2 separate regions of the Homo sapiens genome follow, and region 2 is linked to region 1. Evidence: read pairs that join two places in POLR2A ChIA-PET (ENCODE). Cell type or tissue: PC-9. All regions are shown on one strand. Links, peaks and the distances in the headings refer to the core of each region. The heading gives the core; the rest is flanking DNA.

The links. Peaks named below come from ENCODE experiments on the same cell type or tissue, not always from the same donor. Only the 100,000 strongest peaks of a DNase experiment are listed, where the experiment ranks them.
Region 2: POLR2A ChIA-PET joins it to region 1 with 25 read pairs; 8 of 35 experiments call an interaction of 5 or more read pairs at or near these places.

Annotation. Positions count from the first base shown.
Region 1 is chr17:81,805,876-81,812,787 of GRCh38, forward strand. GCGR (glucagon receptor) reads left to right here. Exons shown (of 14, transcript NM_000160.5): 2 at 2,967-3,203; 3 at 3,907-4,009; 4 at 4,950-5,057; 5 at 5,135-5,256; 6 at 5,347-5,453; 7 at 5,529-5,685; 8 at 5,776-5,935; 9 at 6,011-6,071; 10 at 6,308-6,377; 11 at 6,702-6,790. The coding sequence starts at 3,144. Among named protein-coding and RNA genes, the nearest start is that of GCGR, 5.2 kb to the left of the region's middle. In PC-9, for the core only: a CTCF peak has its summit at 3,123 (motif pointing left); no DNase peak of the experiment used is centred there; H3K27me3 peaks cover 2,483 bases.
Region 2 is chr17:81,868,429-81,884,229 of GRCh38, forward strand. ARHGDIA (Rho GDP dissociation inhibitor alpha) reads right to left here and starts at 2,909. Exons shown (of 6, transcript NM_004309.6): 1 at 2,870-2,909; 2 at 1,313-1,529; 3 at 1,114-1,197; 4 at 902-978; 5 at 745-808; 6 at 1-647. The coding sequence starts at 1,502. The coding sequence ends at 448. RefSeq lists enhancers at 1-193, 194-822, 537-686, 1,317-1,496, 3,437-3,506 and 1 more and silencers at 327-376, 977-1,186, 2,217-2,646, 2,847-3,256. In PC-9, for the core only: CTCF peaks have their summits at 1,093 (motif pointing right), 3,134 and 3,334; a DNase peak (open chromatin) is centred at 2,973; H3K4me3 peaks cover 3,054 bases; H3K27ac peaks cover 2,380 bases.

The DNA of each region.
Region 1 (6,912 bases), core at 1-5,000:
CTCCACAGCTGGGAGTTTCTGTCCACTCCTTCAGTCAACAAACATTGATCCTGGGCTGACCGGGGCCCGGGGGTGTCAGTGTCTCCTCTCGGGGGAGAGGGCTGGGTGAGATCAACAGAGGAGCCTCCCTTCTTCCCTTCAGGCTGGTGTCACCTTCAGTGATGGGGCAGGGTCCCCACTTGGGAAGTTAAATCGTCGTCCCCGTCCCAGGACCACAGCAGCCTCAGCCCTGCTCTCCAGGCCAGGCTCTCTCATGGGTGCTCAGCTGGAAATTGGTCCCCCCCCGGCTCCACCCACCCCTGTTGGGGTGAGGAGCTGGAGTCTCCCTACCCATATGGGACCCACCACCCGCAGGGAACGGAGGACGCTCACACTTCTGCACCTCCTGCCTCACTATCAGAGACCCAGTGGAGAATTGCCTCCCACCTCACCTCTTGTATTCAGAGGCCCTGACCCCTAGGGATCCGGGACTAGGGGTGCCCTATGGGGAGCCCACCTGTGGCCTGTGGATGCTGAGCTGTCGGGGGAATCCTCCAGGATCCCCAGCCCCACCTTCCCAACCTTCTGTTGAGGCTGAGGGGACACAGAGCCCCACTCCTGGGTCCTGACTGTTTCAAAGAAAGGCCTGGGGGACTGGGCAGCCAACCCCTCCCTCGGCTCGCTGGGGTCTCCAGACTGGCTGCCCGGCTGGAAGGTGGGGCCCTGGCACGCGAGGACCTCATGTGTGGAGGCACTGGCTTGGGGGGTGCTCCCAGTGGCTCTAGAGTCAACATGACAGGCATCGAATGGCTCCTGTTTCTCTGGCAGAGTTGGGGCAGAGCCAGGCTTGGCCACGCTGGGCTCTAAGGGGCTGTCATTTTGCCCAGGGAGCTCCTGGCTGGGTGGTCCTCCCCCCAGGGTGAGCACGCGTCCCCCCCCACCCCCACTTCGAGGCGCCCAGGCAGGGAACAGCTCATTGGCCAGTGTCCTTCCTCCTTGTCCCCCGCCTGCATCTCCACCATCCACCCTGCTCCAGCTGCCCCTTGTCCCTCTCCCCGTCCCCTGCCCAGAGCCCCAGGTCTCCCCTGCACCCCTGAGCCTGCCCACCTAGCAGTGCCCCTCGTCCAGGGCCCCTCTGGGTTGGGGGTGCACACAGTGGGGAGAGGCGGCTCCTGCTGCTCCTCACCCAGCCCGGCTCAGTGGCCGGAGCCGCCCAGGACAGTGGCAGTAGATGGGGCTGTTTGATCAGGATCAGGGAAGATAAGGCCCCTTGCGTGACCCCAGAGCTGGGGACGCCAAAACTGCCCCTCCTCCCCCACCCGCCTGCCGCTGTCTCCGCCAGGGAGAGGCCCCTACTCTGTGGGTCCTTCGCCCCAGCACCAAGCCTGCATGGCTGCTCACCTGGCTCAGGAACTGGGGATCAGCGACACACGGGTCCTGCCTCCCATCGGCCCCTACATGAGCCCAGGGTCCAAGGGCTGCGGTTGGGAGCTCTTTAGCAGTCTGTGACGCAGGTGCCTGTCCCTGTCATTCAGCTGTCACACTGCTTGGGGCATCTCAGGCCCCGTTAGCGGGGCAGCCCTGGGTGGAGCTGGCCCCACGCGGGCTCACCCAGCCGCTACCTGGAGGAGGCTAAAATCCAGGCTGTCCCGTGGCAGCCAGCAGTCCAGGCCTGCCCGGAAACCCTCTGCTCCAGCTGCAGCCTTCGCCCATCTCCTTGCCCCTCTCCCCGGCTTCCCCCTGGCACTGCCTTCCAGCTGGCTGGCCCTCCATCTGCCCAGCCATCCATCCACACCTCTTATTCCATTTGAGGGTGCCCCAAAGAAGAGCCCGTAACAGCCCGGGGGCTCATAGCCAGCCACTCGCGGGACCCCGCACATGCACGTGGACCCACAGGAAGACCCTCCCTGCTTCTCCCACAGAATTCAGTTGGTGCAGAAACTGGGCTCTGTAGCAACGAAAGGCCGATTTGTGTAGCTGTTGCCACCCCGAACTCCCAGCTCAGATGCTGGCTGTGGCATGGGGACCAGGGGCTGTGACTCCCACAGCCCTGGCAGGCACCACGGGGGATGTCCTCCCCACCCTGTGCCCCCACCCTAGGCCAGCTCCTCCTCCAAGTCGACGCCCGCAGTGCTAACCTCAAAGGACTGTGCAGCCAGCCTGTGGCGTCCCATGGGATCCAGGAAGCCCAACCGAGCCTTGCACGGCACCCACGAGGCACCTAGGCACCCCGGTGCTGGGCAGGGGGCACACATGTGACACAGACCCCTGAGTGTGGGCCCCACACACTTGGCCTGGCACAGCTGCAAGCCAGCCCAGCCACTTTGCTCGCTGTGGCACTGGGGCCAAGTGATGGAAGGTCCAGGCACCGCCACCCTCACGCTTGGCACATTGGCTCAGGTCAGCCTGGCAAGCCAGCTTTCCCAGGGGCTAAGAATAGGTGAGGAGGATGGTGAGGAAGCAGCCGGGGGCTGTCAACTGAGGGAGGAGGTCACCATCTGGGGAGGCTGGTCCCCCACCCAAGAGCATTGGGTCAACCTGCAGGAAGGTGGCTGCCACCAGCAATGAGACGAGGGGCTCTGCGACCCTCAGAGCTGCCAGCCAGCCAGCCCTGGGTGGCAAGAGTGACTCCTCCTGGGGTCTCCTCCCTCCTATCGCCCTCTTTTTTTTTTTTTTTTTTTTTGAGACGGAGTCTCGCTCTGTCACCCAGGCTGGACTGCAATGGCTTGATCTCCGCTCACTGCAAGCTCTGCCTCCCGGGTTCACGCCATTCTCCTGCCTCAAGCTCCCGAGTAGCTGGGACTACAGACGCCCGCCACCACGCCTGGCTAATTTTTTGTATTTTTAGTAGAGACGGGGTTTCACTGTGTTAGCCAGGATGGTCTCGATCTCCAGACCTCGTGATCCACCCCCCTCGGCCTCCCAAAGTTCTGGGATTACAGGCGTGAGCCGCCGCGCCCGGCCCCCAGCTCCCTCTTTATCCCTAGGACCCTGAGGCTCAGAGGGGCAGCTTCAGGGGAGGACACCCCACTGGCCAGGACGCCCCAGGCTCTGCTGCTCTGCCACTCAGCTGCCCTCGGAGGAGCGTACACACCCACCAGGACTGCATTGCCCCAGCTGTGCAGCCCCTGCCAGATGTGGGAGGCAGCTAGCTGCCCAGAGGCATGCCCCCCTGCCAGCCACAGCGACCCCTGCTGCTGTTGCTGCTGCTGCTGGCCTGCCAGGTGAGGACTCACAGCACCCTCAGCACCCAGGGGCCCTCCTGTGAGGACTGCACACTGATGGCTCTCTGTCTGCCTGCCTGCCTGCCTGCCTGTCTGCCTGCCTGTCTGTCTGTCTGCCCGTCTGCCTGCCCATCTGCCTGTCTGTCTGCCTGTCCGTCTGTCTGTCCATCTGTCCATCTGCCTATCCATCTGCCTGCCTGTCTGCCTGTCCGTCTGCCTGTCTGTCTGCCTGTCCATCTGTCCATCTGCCTATCCATCTGCCTGCCTGTCTGTCGGCCTGCCTGCCTGCCTGTCTGTCTGCTGCCTGTCTGTCCGTCTGCCTGTCTGCCTGTCCGTCTGCCTGCCTGTCCGTCTGCCTGTCCGTCTGCCTGCCTGCCTGTCTGTCTGCCTGCCTGTCTGCCTGCCTGTCCGTCTGCCTGTCCGTCTGCCTGCCTGTCTGCCTGCCTGTCTGCCTGTCTGCCCGTCTGCCTGTCTGTCTGCCTGTCCGTCTGCCTGTCTGTCCGTCTGTCCATCTGCCTATCCATCTGCCTGCCTATCTGTCTGTCCGTCTGCCTGCCTGTCTGTCTGCCTGTCTGCCTGTCTGTCTGCCTGTCTGTCCATCTGCCTATCCATCTACCTGCCTGCCTGTCTGCCTGTCTGTCTGCCTGTCTGTCTGCCTGCCTGTCTGTCTGTCTGTCTGGTTGCTTGTGCATGTGTCCCCCAGCCACAGGTCCCCTCCGCTCAGGTGATGGACTTCCTGTTTGAGAAGTGGAAGCTCTACGGTGACCAGTGTCACCACAACCTGAGCCTGCTGCCCCCTCCCACGGGTGAGCCCCCCACCCAGAGCCTTTCAGCCTGTGCCTGGCCTCAGCACTTCCTGAGTTCTCTTCATGGGAAGGTTCCTGGGTGCTTATGCAGCCTTTGAGGACCCCGCCAAGGGGCCCTGTCATTCCTCAGGCCCCCACCACCGTGGGCAGGTGAGGTAACGAGGTAACTGAGCCACAGAGCTGGGGACTTGCCTCAGGCCGCAGAGCCAGGAAATAACAGAACGGTGGCATTGCCCCAGAACCGGCTGCTGCTGCTGCCCCCAGGCCCAGATGGGTAATACCACCTACAGCCCCGTGGAGTTTTCAGTGGGCAGACAGTGCCAGGGCGTGGAAGCTGGGACCCAGGGGCCTGGGAGGGCTCGGGTGGAGAGTGTATATCATGGCCTGGACACTTGGGGTGCAGGGAGAGGATAGGGCTGGAGGACTCACCCGGGAGGCAGTGCCTGGGTTCGGATGAGGGAGGCAGCCACCACTGGGCAGAGGGGGGCAGGTGTGGCAGCCTCCATTGGGCAGAGGGAGCAGATGTGGCAGCCACAGGTTTGGCGATGCACCTGGGAAGGATGAAAATGGCATTGGGGTTCAGCCCCCAGAGAGGGAGGTGCTGAGAGAAGGTCACGGAGAATGGGGGACCCCAGTGTGGGTTTGGGGCACATTTGAGATGGGGGGTCTCCAAGGGAAGGTGTCCTGCAGAGCTGCAATTCAGGGCTGGGCTGGGCGTGCTAGCGGAGGCTGGTCCAGGGGAGGTGGATGGTCAGGTGAGGAAGGTGGAGGTCAGATGGGGGAGGTGGAGGTCAAGTGGGGGAGGGAGCAGCCCAGGCCATGTCCTGGGCGAGGTGACGGCCGAGCTCAGGCTTCCAGAGAGAGGAGAGAGGCCTGCTGAGGGAGCCCCTTCTCCCACCCTGCCCTGCCCTGCTCTGCCCTGCCCTACCCTACCCTGCAGAGCTGGTGTGCAACAGAACCTTCGACAAGTATTCCTGCTGGCCGGACACCCCCGCCAATACCACGGCCAACATCTCCTGCCCCTGGTACCTGCCTTGGCACCACAAAGGTACCCATAGAGGGGAGGAACTGTGGGGGGGGCGGGCCCAGGGTGGGGCTGACCCCAGCCTCCCCCCACACCCCCAGTGCAACACCGCTTCGTGTTCAAGAGATGCGGGCCCGACGGTCAGTGGGTGCGTGGACCCCGGGGGCAGCCTTGGCGTGATGCCTCCCAGTGCCAGATGGATGGCGAGGAGATTGAGGTCCAGGTCAGTGGGCGGCAGGCAGGCGCGGTGGGGCTGGATGGGAACGGGCATGGGGGCCCCTGCCTGGCCCTCACAGGCCACTGTAACTCGCAGAAGGAGGTGGCCAAGATGTACAGCAGCTTCCAGGTGATGTACACAGTGGGCTACAGCCTGTCCCTGGGGGCCCTGCTCCTCGCCTTGGCCATCCTGGGGGGCCTCAGGTAGGATTCCGCCAGCGCCCGGGGCGGCCGCAGAGGACAGGGAGGAGGACGGGCGCTGACTGGCTGTGCCCACAGCAAGCTGCACTGCACCCGCAATGCCATCCACGCGAATCTGTTTGCGTCCTTCGTGCTGAAAGCCAGCTCCGTGCTGGTCATTGATGGGCTGCTCAGGACCCGCTACAGCCAGAAAATTGGCGACGACCTCAGTGTCAGCACCTGGCTCAGTGATGGAGTGAGCCCCCCTCGGCGGCCCCAGGCAGGTGGGTGGGTGGGCAGCCAGGCAGGTGGCCACGTAGCCGCGCTCACACTGCACCTGTACCAGGCGGTGGCTGGCTGCCGTGTGGCCGCGGTGTTCATGCAATATGGCATCGTGGCCAACTACTGCTGGCTGCTGGTGGAGGGCCTGTACCTGCACAACCTGCTGGGCCTGGCCACCCTCCCCGAGAGGAGCTTCTTCAGCCTCTACCTGGGCATCGGCTGGGGTGAGTGGGCTGGCATGAGAGGGGGTTAAGGCAGGCTGACCAAGCCTTTGGGACCACAGCTGCTGCCCCCCACAGGTGCCCCCATGCTGTTCGTCGTCCCCTGGGCAGTGGTCAAGTGTCTGTTCGAGAACGTCCAGTGAGTATGAGCGGCTGGACAGCCTGGGGAGGGACCGGGGGGCTGGGGTGCGGCGCTCTGGCCTGAGGCAGGGAGGGGCCGGGGATGAGCCTGGTGCCTGGGGAGGGGGTCATTTGTGACCTTCTCCCTTCCTTTTCTGAGACCCGAATTAGATCCTGGCAAAATCGGGACGGGGGTGCTGAGGGGCGGAGGGGCTGGGGGCTGTGCCCCAGTATGTGAGTGGCCTGGCCTCGCAGGTGCTGGACCAGCAATGACAACATGGGCTTCTGGTGGATCCTGCGGTTCCCCGTCTTCCTGGCCATCCTGGTGAGGAAATGAAGAGCCAGGAGCGCACCCCAGGCCCCTCCTCCCTTGGCGTCCTGAGGCTGCCCCAGGAGACAGCAGCATCCTGTCTGAGAGCGCTGGGAGGGAGCCGGCACCCAGACAGGACACCAGGACACTGGCCAGCACCCTGGACACTGAGCCAGGCTGTTCCTCCCTGGCTGTGTGCCCACCAGCCCCAGGGCTATGTGGCCCAGGGCCTATCTTGCTGCCAGGCCCACCTGCAGGAGGGTCAGGTGGGGCCTTCCAAGGGCACAGAGCTGTTCCCTGGGGCTCGGGATGCCCCTGACTCGCACCCTTCTCACACAGATCAACTTCTTCATCTTCGTCCGCATCGTTCAGCTGCTCGTGGCCAAGCTGCGGGCACGGCAGATGCACCACACAGACTACAAGTTCCGGTGGGTGCCGCGGCAGCTGGCGTCTCGAGACCTGGAGACCCTCAGGGCCAGAGGGCAGCTGGGGGTGGGGACTCCAAGCTCCACGTGGATGGTGCGGGCCGAGGGTGGGGGCGGTGGGTGAC
Region 2 (15,801 bases), core at 1-5,000, 63 kb after region 1:
GGAGGACGGCCCGGCCCCCACGAGGCCGTGCATCCCACACCCCAGCTCCACCCCGGAGCAGCAGACGCACACGTCCAGGGGCAACCACGGGGCCTGGAGAATGGCTGCTCCGCTCCCTCCTGAAGCCAGGCCTCGGGTGTGACGGGGAGATAGAACCTGGGGGGCACAGAAAGGGCAGCAGAGGCCTGGCTGCGGCCTCTCTCCCCCACAGCACAGGCAGAAGCAGCAACGAGACAGGAGACCGAGGAGGCTGGGCCTGTGGGTGGGGGAGGGCTGAGGAGGGGGGTCGGAGGCACTCGGTTGAGCCAGGCCAGGGAGGCGGACCAGGGTGGGAGGGGCACGGAGGGCCTGTCAGCACTTTGGTATGGGGAGGGGAGGGGCTGGGGGGGACACATCCGCCTGTCCGTCGTCCGTCCGTCAGTCTGCCCTGCCCGCCTCTGGCTGGGCTCAGTCCTTCCAGTCCTTCTTGATGGTGAGATTCCACTCCCAGGACAGGTGGTCGGTCTTGTCGTCGTCTGTGAAGCGGGACTTGATGCTGTAGCTGCCCCGGGCCAGCATACCCTTGGGTGCCTCCTCCACGGGGGTCAGGAACTCGTACTCCTCGGCCCGGGGCCCATAGCTGCCTACCATGTAGTCAGTCTTGTCAACTGCGGCACAAGGAAGAGGGCGGTCAGCGGCCCCGCTTCCCCGCCTGGCAGCACGCACCCAAGCGGCCCCCTCTGCCCTGCCCGGGGCCCCACTCACTCTTGACGCCTTTCCTGTACGTATGCTGGATGTACTTCATGCCGGACACTATCTCTCGGTTAACCTGCAGGACCCGAAGCGAGGATCAGGGAAGGTCGGTCCGGACCCCAGCCCCAGCCCCGCCTCCATTCCCTGGCCACAGCAGCCTGTAGCTTACCCGGAAAGAGATTTTTATCCGGTACTCCACACCCTCCTTCAGCACAAACGACTGCTTCTTGAAGCTCTCCAGGTCGCCTGTTGGGGGGACCTCCCCCTCAATGACTGCCCAGCAGCCCTGCGCGAAGCCCCAGCCCTGCGCGGCCCCCTGGCTGCACTTCCCGAGATCCCCACCAGGGGCCGCCCGGACCCCCGCGGCCGCAGGGCACTCACCCGTCAGGTCCAGCTCCAGGGGGCCCGGGGCCGAGCTGCACACCAGGGTCAGGCCAGTCACCACGACGTTGGGGACGTTGGGGTCTGGGGAGTGACAGCAGGTGAGGGCCCCACCCCCACCAGTGGAAGTAGGGGCTGGGGAGCGGCAAGACAGCTGGAGTGAACGGGCGGCCACCCGGCTCCCGCAGCCCAGACTCACCTGCGGAAACGGCCACGCGGCCCAGCAGGGCCTCCTTGTACTTTCGCAGGCTCTCGTCGTCCTTGTCCAGCTCCTGGATCTCCTGGATGCTCTTCTGGGCCGGGGGCTTGTAGTTGACCGAGTGCTCATCCTCCTCGTTCTCCGCTGCAATCTGGGCCAGCTGCTCGGCTGTGGGCTCCTGCTCAGCCATGCTCAAGCTTAGCCTGGGTCGGGACACCTGTGGGCGGGACGGTGACAGGCCTTGGACCTGGATCCCCAACGGAGGCGCACTTCTGAGCAGGAGTGTGGGCTGCAGCCGGAGCTCCAAAAGGGCTCCAAGGGGGCCACCTTCGCTCCTCTCCACCCCCGCGATTCCTGCTCAGGGGCATCCTCTGGGGCAGTGTGAGGTGCCCCCACCCCAGGTATAACATCTAAGACAAAATGGGAACTGCAGCCGATCATGGGGAGAGAGGACACACCTCCCCCTCCACGATGGAGGAGGCAGCAGCCCCCTGTATGTGTGGGGCGGGGCTAGCAGGCCCCAGAATCAACCGGCGGGGCCCACACTAAACCCTCTCTTAGGGTCTTGCCGCTCTTGAGCTGCCCAGGCCCTCGCCCTACGGGGTAACGGGGCTCGGTATCCCTCAGTAGGGTTGCTCCTCTGGCCGTGGTAGTCACATGTAAACGTGTGTGGTCGGCTCAGCGTCATCTTTCAAACAGGATGCCCCTGGAGCTCGGATGTTAGGGGCAGCTAGAATACCGCACGGGGCCACCTGGACACGGGGATCCTAAGTATCTGCGGTTTCTCCACAATTGTGAGGGTCTGTGACCTACAACTTGGGAGCTACCACAGCCACTCAGTACTCTCGGGCCCTCTTGTAGATGGTGGGCCCGGAGTGCCCGGGGCAGCACTGACCCGGCAGGGGATCTGTCAGGCTCAGATCCTTCCCGGCAGCGTGGGAGGTGGGTCAGGGAGCAGCACACCCGGGACACCCAGGCCGGGGTCCAGGCCGCCCTGCTTCCTCCAGGGGCTGGGGCCTCCGCGCCGCGCGAGGATAGCCGTAGGCGCCGGGATCCTAGGGCGCGGCCCGCACTTCCGCAGGGCCCGCAATCCGTGCCGGGCGTGGCCCGGGCGCTGGGGGAGGCCGCGCCCCAATCCCCGCGTCGCCCCCGAACGCGATGGACCGCGGCTGCCGGCCCGGCGCCCCCCGCGTCCCCAAGGAGGGGCCCTCAGGTCTGGCCCGGGCCCCACGCGCCTCGGCGGCCATGAAAGAAGCTCCGGACCGCTCGGGAGGGGCCGGCACTCCCCTGGTCCCCGCCGCCCCTCCGGCCCGGGACCCGCACGTGGGGCCGGGGCCGCCGCCGCCCGGTCCCGCCCCGGCCCCGCCCTAGCCCGCACCGCCCTGGCCCGCTGTCACCGCGCCCCCGCCCGCCGAGACCCTGCCGCGGGCTCAGGGCGGGGCGCGAACAAAGGCGGAAGCCCCCACCTCAGCGCCCCCCGCCCCCGCCGGCGCCGCCGGTCCCCGCCCCGACCCGCCGCCTCCGCCCCGCCGCCTCCGCCCCGCCACGGCCACTCACCGGAGGGTTCGGCCGCGCGGTTCAGGATCCCTCCCGCACTAAATGACGAACGTCGTCGGCCGCCCCGCCCGCCCTGCCTGTCACTTCCGGGGTCACGAGACTTCCGCTCACTCGGGCGGGGAAGGCCAGGGCGCATGCGCGGCGCGCGGGTGGCCGGGGGCACGCCGTCGCCATCTTGCGGCTGGGCCTCGTGGGCGCGTTCCGCGTGGGTTCTGGCGTCGTCACCTTCCACCCCAAGCCCCGTCAGTGGTCACCTCTGTAAGCCAGGGCACTTCCCTACGCGAGCCCAGGGCGCCCGCACCCGGGAGGCGAGGTCCGGTCCCGCCTCTCGCCGCTGCCCAACCCGCGCCCACTCGAGGCCTGCGGCGGCCGCGTGGGCTGTGGAAGCCCGCGCAGGTGCAGTGCGCTGCCCTCCCCGGCCCAGTCGGTCCGACTGCGACTCTTGCTTCGGGGCCTAGTCACCTAGTCCCGGGACTTCGGGGAGGTAACGGGCACGGGGATTAAGTTCTCGTTAAACACGGGCGAGAGCGCTGGCGCGCGGGCCGTTCCAGGGCCTTGGTGTCCCCCGTGGAAAGACAGGGCTGTGGGGCTAGGAGGAGCCCCTTGCACGCCCCGCGGAAAGCTGGTGCTGGGCGAGGGCGCAGCGGAGGTGTTTTTCTCCAGGCTGAGACAGAATTCGTGCGCAGCGCGCGTGGCTGCCTGGCGCAGGCGCCGCTGCAGAGGCCCTAGTGTCCCTGAGGAATCCCGCGGCTCCTCAGGACCAGGAGGCAGGGAGCTCCTGGCACCGTGAGCAGATGAGGGGCTGCCTCAGCCTGGGCTTCACCGCAGAGCCCTGTTCCCCACTCCGCTTGTTCCGAGATTCCACACATTCGCCCACAAGGGCCGTGTTGAAGTATCAGGAACGGCCGCATAACGTGAGTGGCCTGGCCCAGCAGCAGTGCTCGCACCCAGCCCCGGGCTCGCCTCTCCTGGAGGCCAAGCCCCTAAATGCCCTGCACCAGACACTGGGTGGGACGCTGCCCCGCGTCCAGCCTGCAGCACTTGTTAGGACTGTGGACTCGTTAACGTGGACGCCTCTTTTATTTATTGATTGATTATTTTTTTGAGACGTAGTCTCAGTGTCGCCCAGGCTTGAGTACAATGGCACAATCTCGGCTCACTGCAACCTCCACCTTTCAGGTTCAAGCGATTCTCCTGCCTCAGCCTCCCGAGTAGTTAGGATTACAAGTGTGAGCCAACATGCCCAGCTAATTTTTGTATTTTTAGTAGCGACAGGGTTTCACCATGTTGGCCAAGCTGGTCTCGAATTCCTGACCTCAGGTGATCCACCCACCTCAGCCTCCCAAAGCGCTGGGATTACAGGCATGAACCACCGGGGTGCCCAATCTTTTTTTTTTTTTTTTTTTTTCTTCAAGACAGGGTCTTGCTCTTTTGCCCAGGCTGGAGTGCAGTGGTACAATCTCAGCTTACTGCTGCCTCTATCTCCTGGGCTCAAGCAGTCCTTCCACCTCAGCCTCCCGAGTAGCTGGGACTACAGGTGTGCAACACCATGTCCAGCTAATTTTTTATTTTTTGTACAGACAGGGTCTCACTATGTTGCTCAGGCTGGTCTTGAACCCCTGAGCTCAAGCGATCCTCCTGCCTCAGCCTCCCAAAGTGCTAGGATTACAGGTGTGAGCCACCATGTCCGGCCACCCAGCCTCTTTTAATCACTCTTGAGCTCCATGCAGACAGGGCCCTGTCTGTTTGGCCCATACTGCCAGGCAACCCAGGCTGATCAAGAGAAGTGGAGACCACACGCACACACACACGCACAGCTGCTTTGTTCAGACACAGACATGAACACAGGAGGGCATTTTTGGGGACAGAACTATGCAAAATACCGAGCTTGGTGTCTTTTGAAAATTTCTGAATGTTGGAGGGATATTTGAGAGTTTCTGTAACTGAGTCACACTGTCAGTGCCATGTCATCAGCACAGCGTTTCCTAATCAGGTGTGAAATGCTTCACTGTTAAAGACTCAGAGCCCCTGTGCAGGTGATCATGTTGCCCAACTTTCCAATAACCCAAGTGCTTTTAAAAAAAAACTGTTGGGCCGGGCGCGGTGGCTCACGCCTGTAATCCCAGCACTTTGGGAGGCCGAGGCGGGCGGATCACGAAGTCAGGAGATCGAGATTGTCCTGGCTAACACGGTGAAACCCCGTCTCTACTAAAAATACAAAAAATTAGCCAGGCGTGGTTGCAGGTGCGTGTAGTCCCAGCTACTCGGGAGGGTGAGGCAGGAGAATGGCGTGAACCCGGGAGGCGGAACTTGCAGTGAGTGGAGATCTCGCCACTGCACTCCAGCCGGGGCGACAGAGCGAGACTCTGTCAAAATAAATAAATAAATACATAAATAAAAGATTCGATTGTGTGGGTATACATTTTGTTTGTAACCATTCCAGTTGGCAAATATTTGGTTTCTTTTTTGTCCATTATGAATAATACTGCCATAAACATTTACGAATATTATAAACCATTATAAATGTTGCATTAAGCCTTTTCATGAATATGTGCTTTCATTTCTCTTGGGTAGATTCCTGAGTGGAAGTCCCCAAATGTTTTCCAATGTAGGTGTGCCACTTTGCACCCCCTAGCAACGCTGGGCTGCTCCAGGTGGCCACAGGCTCAGCAATACCTGCTGTGCTTGATCCCAGCTGTACAAGTGTGAAGCAGTGTCGTGTCACACTGTGAGTCGCACCTGCACTTCCCCAATGAGTCTTCCTGGGCAGAAACCTATTTAAATCTTTTGCTCATTTTTAATTGGGCTGTCTGATTAAGCTATGAGTACTTACATATCCTGTATACAGTCCTTTATCAGATATATGAGGCTGGGTGCAGTGGCTCACGCCTGTAATCCCAGCACTTTGGGAGGCCGAGGCAGGCGGATCACCTGAGGCCAAGAGTTTGAGACCAGCCTGGCCAGCATAGCAAAAAAACTGTCTCTACCAAAAATACAAAAATTAGCCGGGTGTGGTGGTGCACGCCTGTAGTCCCAGCTATTCGGGAGGCTGAAGCAACACAATCGCTTGATCCCAGAAAGCAGAGGCTGCAGTGAGCTGAGATTGCCCCATTGCACTCCAGCCTGGGCAACAAGAGCAAAACTCTGTCTCCAAAAGAAAAAGATAGGTGATTTGCAGACATTTTATGTGGTTTGTCTTTCATTTTCTTAATGATGTCTTCTTAAGGGCAAAACCTTTTATTCTAGTGCAGTAGTTTTTTCCACATGGTGCATGCCTTTGCTATCCTAAGAACTCCTGAGCTGAGGTAGGCGGATCACTTGAGCCCGTGATGTCGAGGCTGCAGTCAGCTATGATTGTACCACTGCACTCCAGCCTGGGTGACAGAGACCCTGTCTCAAAAACAAACTCTTAGCCCAACCGGATATTGTAAAGATTCTCTCTCATATTTTTTCTGTGATCTTCTGCTATATTTTATGTTTGCTGACATTTAGATATACAGTCCGTATTTGGGTTAACTTTTCGTATGGAGTGAACATCTTTTCTGTGTGTAGGAACATCCACCTGTCCTGGCACCCCTTGTTGAGAAACTATCGTTTCCCCCAATGCAATGTCTCACCACCTTTGTTGAAAATTTATTCACCATAGGCCGGGTGCAGTGGCTCACGCCTGTAATCCCAGCACTTTGGGAGGCCAAGGCAGGCGCAACACCTGAGGTCAGGAGTTTGAGACCAGCCTGCCCAATGTGGTGGAACCCCGTCTCTACTAAAAATACAAAAATTAGCCGGGCGTGGTGGCACATGCCTGTAGTCCCAGCTACTCGTGAGGCTGAGGTGGGAGAATGGTGTGAACCCGTGAGGCAGAGGTTTGCAGTGAGCCAAGATCGTGCCATTGCACTCCAGCCTGGGCAACAAGAGCAAAATTCCATCTCAAAAAAAAAATTTTTGTTCATGTAAATCGAAGGGTTTATTACAAAAATTAGCTGGGCATGGTGGCGCACACCTGTAGTCCCAGCTACTCTGGAGGCTGAGGTGGGAGGATCACCTGAGCCTGGGAGGTCAAGGCTGCAGTGAGCTGTGATCATGCCACTGCACTCCAGCCTTGGTGACAAAAGGAGATCCTGTTGCTGGGCATGGTGGCTCATGCCTGTAATCCCAGCACTTTGGGAGGCCGAGGTGGGTGGATCACCTGAGGTCAGGAGTTCAAGACCAACCTGGCCAACATGGTGAAACGTGGTCTCCACTAAAAAATATAAAACTAGCCAGGCATGGTGGCACATGCGTGTAATCCTAGCTACTTAGGAGGCTGAGGCAGGAGAATTGCTTGAAACCGGGAGGCAGAAGTTGCAGTGAGCCGTGATAGCGCCATTGCACTCCAACCTAGGTGACAAGAGCAAAACTCTGTCTCCAAAAAAAAAAAACCAAAAAAAGGCCAAGTGCGGTGGCTCACGCCTGTAATCCCAGCACTTTGGGAGGCTGAGGCAGATGGATCACCTGAGGTCAGGAGTTCAAGACCAGCCTGGCCAACATGGTAAAAACCCCATCTCTACTAAAAATACAAAATTAGCCGGGCCTGGTGGTAGGTGCCTGTAATCCCAGGTACTCGGGAGGCTAAGGCAGAATTATTGCTTGGACCTGGGAGGCAGATGCTGCAGTGAGTTGAGATGGCACCATTGCGCTCTAGCCTGGGCAGCAGAGAGACCCTGTCTCTCAAAAAAAAAAAAAAAAAAAAAAAAAGGACAAAAAAAGACAGACAGACATATATGTCTTTGCCAATGCTACGTCCTAAAATGATGGCATCACATTAACTGGCTTTCTTGCATTACTAAAAGGATGAACTTTTAAAATAATTTTGTTATTTAAAAACCTTGTTTATTTTTATTTGTTGAGATGGAGTCCTGCTCTGTTCCCGAGGCTGGAGTGCAGTGGTGCGATCTTGGCTCACCACAACCTCCACCTCCCAGGTTGAAGCAATTTTCCTGCCTCAGCCTCCCGAGTAGCTGGGACTACAGGCACGCACCACCATGCCCAGCTAGTTTTTGTATTTTTAGTAGAGGCGGGGTTTCACCATGTTGGCCAGGCTGGTCTTGAACTCCCGACGTCGTAATCCTCCTGCCTCAGCCTACCAAAGTGCTGGGATTACAGATGTGAGCCACCGTACCCGGCCAGAAACAACTGTTTTTTAATTTTTCTTTTGAGACGGAGTCTGGCTCTGTTGCCCAGACTGGAGTGCAATAGTGCGATCTCGGCTCACCGCAACCTCCGCCTCCCAGGTTCAAGCGATTCTCTCCTGCCTGAGCCTCCTGAGGAGCTTGGGACTACAGGCACACGCCACCACGCCCAGCTAATTTTTGTATTCTTAGTAGAGACGGGGTTTCACCATTTAGGCCAGGATGGTTTTGATCTCTTGACCTTGTGATCGCCTCAGCCTCCCAAAGTGCTGGGATTACAGGCGTGAGCCCCTACACCCGGCCGAAACAACTTTTTAAGATAGAATCTATGTTGTTCAGGCTGGATTCAAGTTCCTGGGCTCAAGTGATCCTCCTACCTCAGCCTCCCAAGCAGCTGGGACTATAGGCATGTACCACTTCGTCCAGCTTCCGGCTTTTTCCATGGTTGTAAACTGCCTATTCATGTTCTTGGTGGTAAATGTTTCCCAAGGTTGTTTGTCTTGAATTTGTGAGATTGTCTGATTTGCAGAAGTTTTTGTTTGAGAGTCTTGCTCTGTCACCCAGGCAGTACAGTGGCACGATCTTGGCTCAGTGCATCCTCCACCTCTGGAGCTCAAGGGATCCTCCCACCTCATCCTCCCGAGTAGTTGGGACCACAGGTGGCACCATCATGCCCAGTTAATTTTTTTCTTTTTATGTTACAGCAATGAGTCTGGGTACTTTTTGCATTTTTTAAATGTTTTTTGTAGAGATGGGTTTTGCCATGTTGCCCAGGTTGGTGACTTACAGAAGTTTTTTTTTTTTTTTTTTTTTTTTTTTTTTTTTTGAGACGGAGTCTCGCTGTCGCCCAGGCTGGAGGGCAGTGGCCGGATCTCAGCTCACTGCAAGCTCTGCCTCCTCGGTTTACACCATTCTCCTGCCTCAGCCTCCCGAGTAGCTGGGACTACAGGTACCCACCACCACACCTAGCTAATTTTTTGTATTTTTAGTAGAGACGGGGTTTCACCGTGTTAGCCAGGATGATCTCGATCTCCTGACCTTATGATCTGCCCGCCTCGGCCTCCCAAAGTGCCGGGATTACTGGCATGAGCCACCGCGCCCGGCCTACAGTTTTAAAAAGTCCTTACTGTCCTGCAAAGATAGGGACTCTTTTACCTAACAATACCATGAACACACCCACCAAAACTGACAATGCTTTCTGACATCTAATAGTCTCTGCTCAATTTTCCCCAAGTCTCTTCTTGCAATTGTGTCCCCACATCAGAATCTGGACAGAGGCCGTGCTGTGCACTGGGATGCCCACTGCCTCTATTTCCTCTTCTGCGCTTGGTGCCACCCAGGCGTCCAGGAGCCAGTGTGTTTTGCTGACAATGTCCTGTGTTCTGGATTTGCTGGGCTGAACCCTCCAGGTGTCCTGTGAACCCTCTCCCATCCTCTGCACTTCTTAGGCAGGATGAGCCCAGTTCGAGTTTTAGAGGCGGTGCTGGGGGCCTCCTGCTGCTTCACGTCATTGGACTTGTCTTCTGGTCCTACCTGTAGTGAGGTATGGTTGGTTCTGGGAAGCTGGGCTGGTCCACCCATTATCAGTGGCCTCCTCAACTGTCATCTTCAATTTTCACTGTTTCTCACATGCATCATTTTATTGGACACTTCAAAGTGGTGATTTTCTAATTTTGGGTGTGTTTTTTTTTTTTTTTTTTGAGAGAGTCTTGCTCTTTTGCCCAGGCTGGAGTGCAGTGGCGCACTCTCGGCTCACTGCAACCTCCACCTCCTGAGTTCAAGTGATTCTCATGCCTCGGCCTCCCAAAGTGCTGGAGTTACAGGCATGAGCCACCGTGCCTGGCCTGATTTTCTAATTATTTCTGTATTTCTTAGCTGGAATTATTTCTTTTTTTTTTAAAGGACCCCGTCATCAATTGTTGCCCCAAAATTATAGAGTTCATACAGAAAAGACAAATTAAATGCCCGATTCTTTCCTTTTATTTGCCAATTTTTATGAGTCAGTGCCTTACAACTTCCAAAGGTAAACATGAGGCTTCTTTCCTTAAGCATCATCATGAACTCTTAGATGTTCATTTATTCAACACAAACTAAAAAAGGAATGTTAAGTCTTAAGATATCATTAATACTAACTTGCATTACTTGTTTATGAAGGATTAATATACTAAATAGAATATATGCTCACATTTTTATATGTAGATATTAATTTACAAGTAATTAACATGCTAAAACATTTTATAATTCGCTTCAATAACGTGTATAGATAACACAAAAATTAACTCTGGCCTACCTTAGGCTACATGATCACAGACAAGCTGATGTAATTAAAATGAGAAGATTTATTTCTTGGTACTTTCATGGCTTTATTTTTACATTAAAGTCTTTTATGATGTATTATTTATTGCTATCTTCCACCAAATGCTTGGCCAGTCAATCCCAGGGTGATCTTAATAATAACAACTAATACATGTAAACCATAAACATTTATGAAAATTATATATCCTCATATAAATTTCATAACATATGTAAGTTACAAAAGAAAGAAAAAGTCAACGAGGATATGGGGGAAGCCAAAAGGAATACAAACTAACAAATGAACCTAACTATGTACAAATTATGCAAATCACATAATTTGCAGGAGGTGGAAAGAAAGAAAAGAACTCATCTAGGCAACTTTTGAAACCAGTACTTAGATGCTACAGGTCAAACACAAAAACAACAGTACACGATTAAGGAAGTAAGGTGCCTCCATAGTGACTGCGCCTCCCTGGGGCACAGGTTGAACAGTTCACCTACAGCACTGACATGGCCTAAGCGAATGTCCTGTCAATCTGAGAGCCAGGTTTCTCCCTGTCACAGGAAGAAACTACACATAAGGAAAGGGGCAGGTGAGACAGGAACAGCAGGAACTAGACAGCTACAGAAACCAACAGGGCGGGTAAATGCACAAGCACGTGTCATAGATCCACTTCCCAGCTCTGTCCCAGGAGGGCCCAGAAGCAACAAGCACAGCCAGTGCCCAGGTCTTGGTTGCTAAATCCCAGTCTCCAGTGAGGGAGGGCTCCCTGGAGAAGCAGCTGGGTGCAGAGCTGGGACAAGGAAAACTGAAGACATCCCAAAATAAACAAGTGCTTAAATAAGGATAGGGCACAGGAGACAATCTCCAGGAGCTCCCAATGGCCAAAGCGTGGAAACAGTATCAGATTATGACTCACAGAATCCAACAAACAGCCCTTGCGTTCATACTGATATATAAAGAAAGAAATCGTAGGTCAGGCGCAGTGGCTCATGCCTTTTGGGAGGCCAAGGCGGGCGGATCACTTGAGCTCGAAAATTTGAGACCAGCCTGAGCAACATGGGTAAACCCCATCTCTACAAAAAATACAAAAAGTCAGCTGGGCATGGTGGTGAGCACCTGTGGTTCTGGTTACTCAGGAGGCTGAGATGGGAGATCACGTGAGCCCGGGAGGTCGAGGCTGCAGTGAGCCGTGATCGAGCCACTGCACTGCAGCCTGAGCCGCAGAGCAAGACCCTGTCTCAAAAAAAAAAAAGGGAAAAAAGCTGAAGGGACTGCTCTTTCTTAGAGATGAATTCCAATTAATAAACGTCAAAGGAATGAGGAAAATGCAAAAATCACCTTTGAAAACTAAGTTAATAATTACTGCATTGCAAGACCCACCAGTGGATGCTGAAATTAATTAGTGGGTAGGCCGGGCACGGTGGCTCACGCCTGTAATCCTAGCACCTTGGGAGGCTGAGGCAGGTGGACTGCCTGAGCTCAGGAGTTGGAGACCAGCCTGGGCAACACGGTGAAACCCCGTCTCTACTAAAAATAAAAAAAATTACCTGGGCATGGTGGCGCGTGCCTGTAATCCCAGCTACTTGGGAGGCTGAGACGGGGGAATTGCTTGAACCTGGGAGGCGGAGGTTGCAGTGAGCTGAGATGGCGCCATTGCACTACAGCCTCGGCAAAAGTGAGACTCCATCTCAAAAAAAAAAAAAAAAGTGGGTAAAACTTGGAAGTGAAACAGACATTCACTTAGTCTGGAAGTATCTCCCCAAGGTATTTATGGATGACAAAGGGAAAACAGTAACTATGTAGGGGAGAAGCCCCGGCAGCCGCTGCCACCACCTGAACTAACAGGACCAGGAGTTGGACAGACTGACATTGCATATCTCCACTATGCATTGAGAAGATGACATCCCAGCTGTGGTATTCATGCCAAAAAATAAAATAAACCAGCAGGGCGTGGTGGCTCAGGCCTGTAATCCCAGCACTTTTGGGAGGCCAAGGCGGATGGATCATGAGGTCAGGAGTTCAAGACCAGCCTGGCCAGCATGGTGAAACCTTGTCTCTAATAAAAATACAATAATTAGCCGGGTGTGGTGGCGGGTGCCTAAAATCCCAGCTACTCAGGAGGCTGAGGAAGGAGAATCGCTTGAACCTGGGAGGCAGAGATTGCAGTGAGCTGAGATCACACCACCGCACTCCAGCTTAGAAGACAGAGAAAGACTCCGTCTCAAAAAAAAAAAAAAAAACAAAAAACAAAACCTTGTCCAGTCATAAGGTCAGAGTCCCCAGTGTGAGGGACATTCTACAAAATAGCTGAGAGTACCCTTTAAAAGTGTCAAGGTCATAAAAGACAAAAGCTTCTATAAATCTGAATATAAAAATAACACTTCAGAAAATTCATAAATAGAGAAATAGGCTGACATTAATAGGCTATGTTCGGTGTGGTGGCTCAGGCCTGTAATTCCAACACTTTGGGAGACCAAGGCAGGAGGATCCCTGGAGCACAAGAGTTCAAGACCAACCTGGGCAACATAGTGAGACCCCATCTATACAAAGTTTTAAAAATCAGCCAGGCGCGGTGGTGGGTGTCTGTAGTCCCAGCTACTAAGGAGGCTGAGGTGGGAGATCCCTTGATCCCGGGAGTTCCAGGATGCAGTGAGCTGTGTTTGCGCCACTGCACTCTAGCCTGGACATCAGAGGGAGACCTTGTCTCAAAACACAATTTTTCAAAAATTTAGTTTTTTAAAAAAGATATTGAGATGCTACAATGTCCATTTCAGGAAGAATATCATAGCACTTTTGAGACAAGTTTCTTTTTTTTTTTGAGACACAGTCTCGCTCTGTCACCCAGGCTGGAGTGCAGTGGTGCAATCTTGGCTCACTGCAAGCTCCGCCTCCTGGGTTCACGCCATTCTCCTGCCTCAGCCTCCCCAGTAGCTGGGACTACAGGGGCCCGCCACCACGCCTGGCTAATTTTTTGTATTTATAGTAGAGACGGGGTTTCACCATGTTAGCCAGGATGGTCTCGATCTCCTGACTTTGTGATCTGCCTGCCTCAGCCTCTCAATGTGCCGGGATTACAGGCGTGAGCCACTGCGCCCAGCCTGAGACAAGTTTTTCTACAAAATGTAATGACATTAAGGTAATATGAAGAGACATGATCCTCATCTTTATGTAACTGGAGTTCAGGTATTCATTACGCTCAACAATATCAACCTTTTATGATGCTATTTTGTTGAATGTGATGAATGCCACTGATAATAGGACATTTAATTCCATTTAGAATATCTGTATTTCCAAGTAAAGTCCTAAATCTGCCAGGGTGGAGATTTATCCATGGTAAAGTCTATTCAATCCAGATATAAAAAAGATAGAGATTGAGGGCCAGGCGCGGTGGCTCACACCTGTAATCCCAGCACTTTGGGAGGCCGAGGTGGGCGGATCACAAGGTCAGGAGATCAAGACCAGCCTGGCCAACATGGTGAGACCCTGTCTCTACTAAAAATACAAAAATTAGCTGGGCATGGCGGCACGTGCCTGTAATCCCAGCCACTTGGGAGGCTGAAGCAGAAGAATTGCTTGAACGGGGACCCGGGAGGCAGAGGCTGTTGTGAGCTGAGATTGCACCACTGCACTCCAGCCTGGGCTACAGAGCGAGACTCTGTCTCAAAAAAAAAAAAAAAAAAAAAAAAAAAGAGAGATTAAAGACATTTAAAAAAAAGATTACAAAGAAGAAACTGCAAAGCAAAATCACAATGAGATATTACTTCACACCCAGTAGGATGACTAAACTAAAAAAGGTAAGTGTTGGTGAGAATGTGGAGAAATTGGAACCCTCATACATTGCTGGTAGAAATATAAAATGCTGCAGCTGCTTTGGAAAAGTCTGGCAGTTCCTCAAAAAATTAAACAGTTACCTCATGACCCGGCAATTCTACTCGAGAATTGAAAAGATGTTAATATAAAATGTATACAAAAATGTTCACAGCAGCATTATTCTTATAAAGCCACGGAGTGGAGACAACCCAAATGTCCATGAACAGATGGACAAAAAAAAAATATGCGGTATATCCATGTCAGTAGTCGGCCATAAAAAGGAACAGTCTTAGACATGGTACAGCACAGATGCACCTTAAAAATGCTGGCTGGGGACAGGCGCAGTGGCTCACACCTGTAATCCCAGCACTTTGGGAGGCTGAGGCGGGCAGATCACGAGGTCAGGAGATAGAGACCATCCTGGCTAACAAGGTGGAACCCCATCTCTACTAAAAATACAAAAAACTAGCTGGGCATGGTGGCTGCTGCCTGTAGTCCCAGCTACTCAGGAGGCTGAGGCAGGAGATTGGCAAGAACCCAGGAGGCGGAGCTTGCAGTGAGCCGAGATCGCGCCACTGCACTCCATCCTGGGCAACAGAGCAAGACTCTGCTTCAAAAAAAAAAAAAAAAAGAAAAAGAAAAAAAAAATAACCGGGCAAGGTGGCAGGTACCTGTAATCCCAGCTACTTGGGAGACTGAGGCAGGAGAATTGCTTGAACCCAGGAGGCGGAGGTTGCAGTGAGCCGAGATTGCGCCATGGCACTCCAGCCCAAGTGACAAGAGTGAAACTCCATCTCAAAAAAAAAAAAAAAAGAAAATAAAAAAACTTGCTGGGCGTGGTGGCATGTGCCTGTGGTCCCAGCTACTTGGGAGGCTGAGGTGGGAAGATTGCTTGAGCCCAGGAGTTTGCATTTACAGTAAGCTATGATTGAGCTACCACACTCCAGCCTAGAGAGCAAGACCCTGTCTCTTGAAAAAAGAAACCCGGTCGGGCGCGGTGGCTCACGCCTGTATTCCCAGCACTTTGGGAGGCCGAGGGGGGCGGATCACGAGGTCAGGAGATCGAGACCATCCTGGTGACCACGGTGAAACCCCGTCTCTACTAAAAATACAAAAAATTAAGCCGGGCGTGGTGGCGGGCGCCTGTAGTCCCAGCTACTCGGGAGGCTGAGGCAGGAGAATGGCGTGAACCTGGGAGGCGGAGCTTGCAGTGAGTGGAGATTGCGCCACTGCACTCCAGCCTGTGTGACAGAGGAAGACTCCGTCTCAAAAAAACAAAAACAAAAAAAACCATAGGCTGGGCGCAGTGGCTCATGCCTGTAATCCCAGCACTTTGGGAGGCCCAGCTGGGCGGATCATGAGGTCAGGAGATCGAGACCATCCTGGCTAACCCGGTGAAACCCCATCTCTACTAAAAATACGAAAAACTAGCTGGGCATGGTGGCGGGTGCCTGTAGTCCCAGCTACTCAGGAGGCTGAGGCAGGAGAATCGATTCAACCCGGGAGGCGGAGGTTGCAGTGAGGTGAAATCATGCCACCACACACGTCTGGGAAACAGGAACGAAACTCCATCTCAAAAGAAAAAAACAAAAAACGAAAAAACAACCTCTAAAATGAAAGACTGTATCCCTAGATTGCTGAGAGGTAAATGAAAT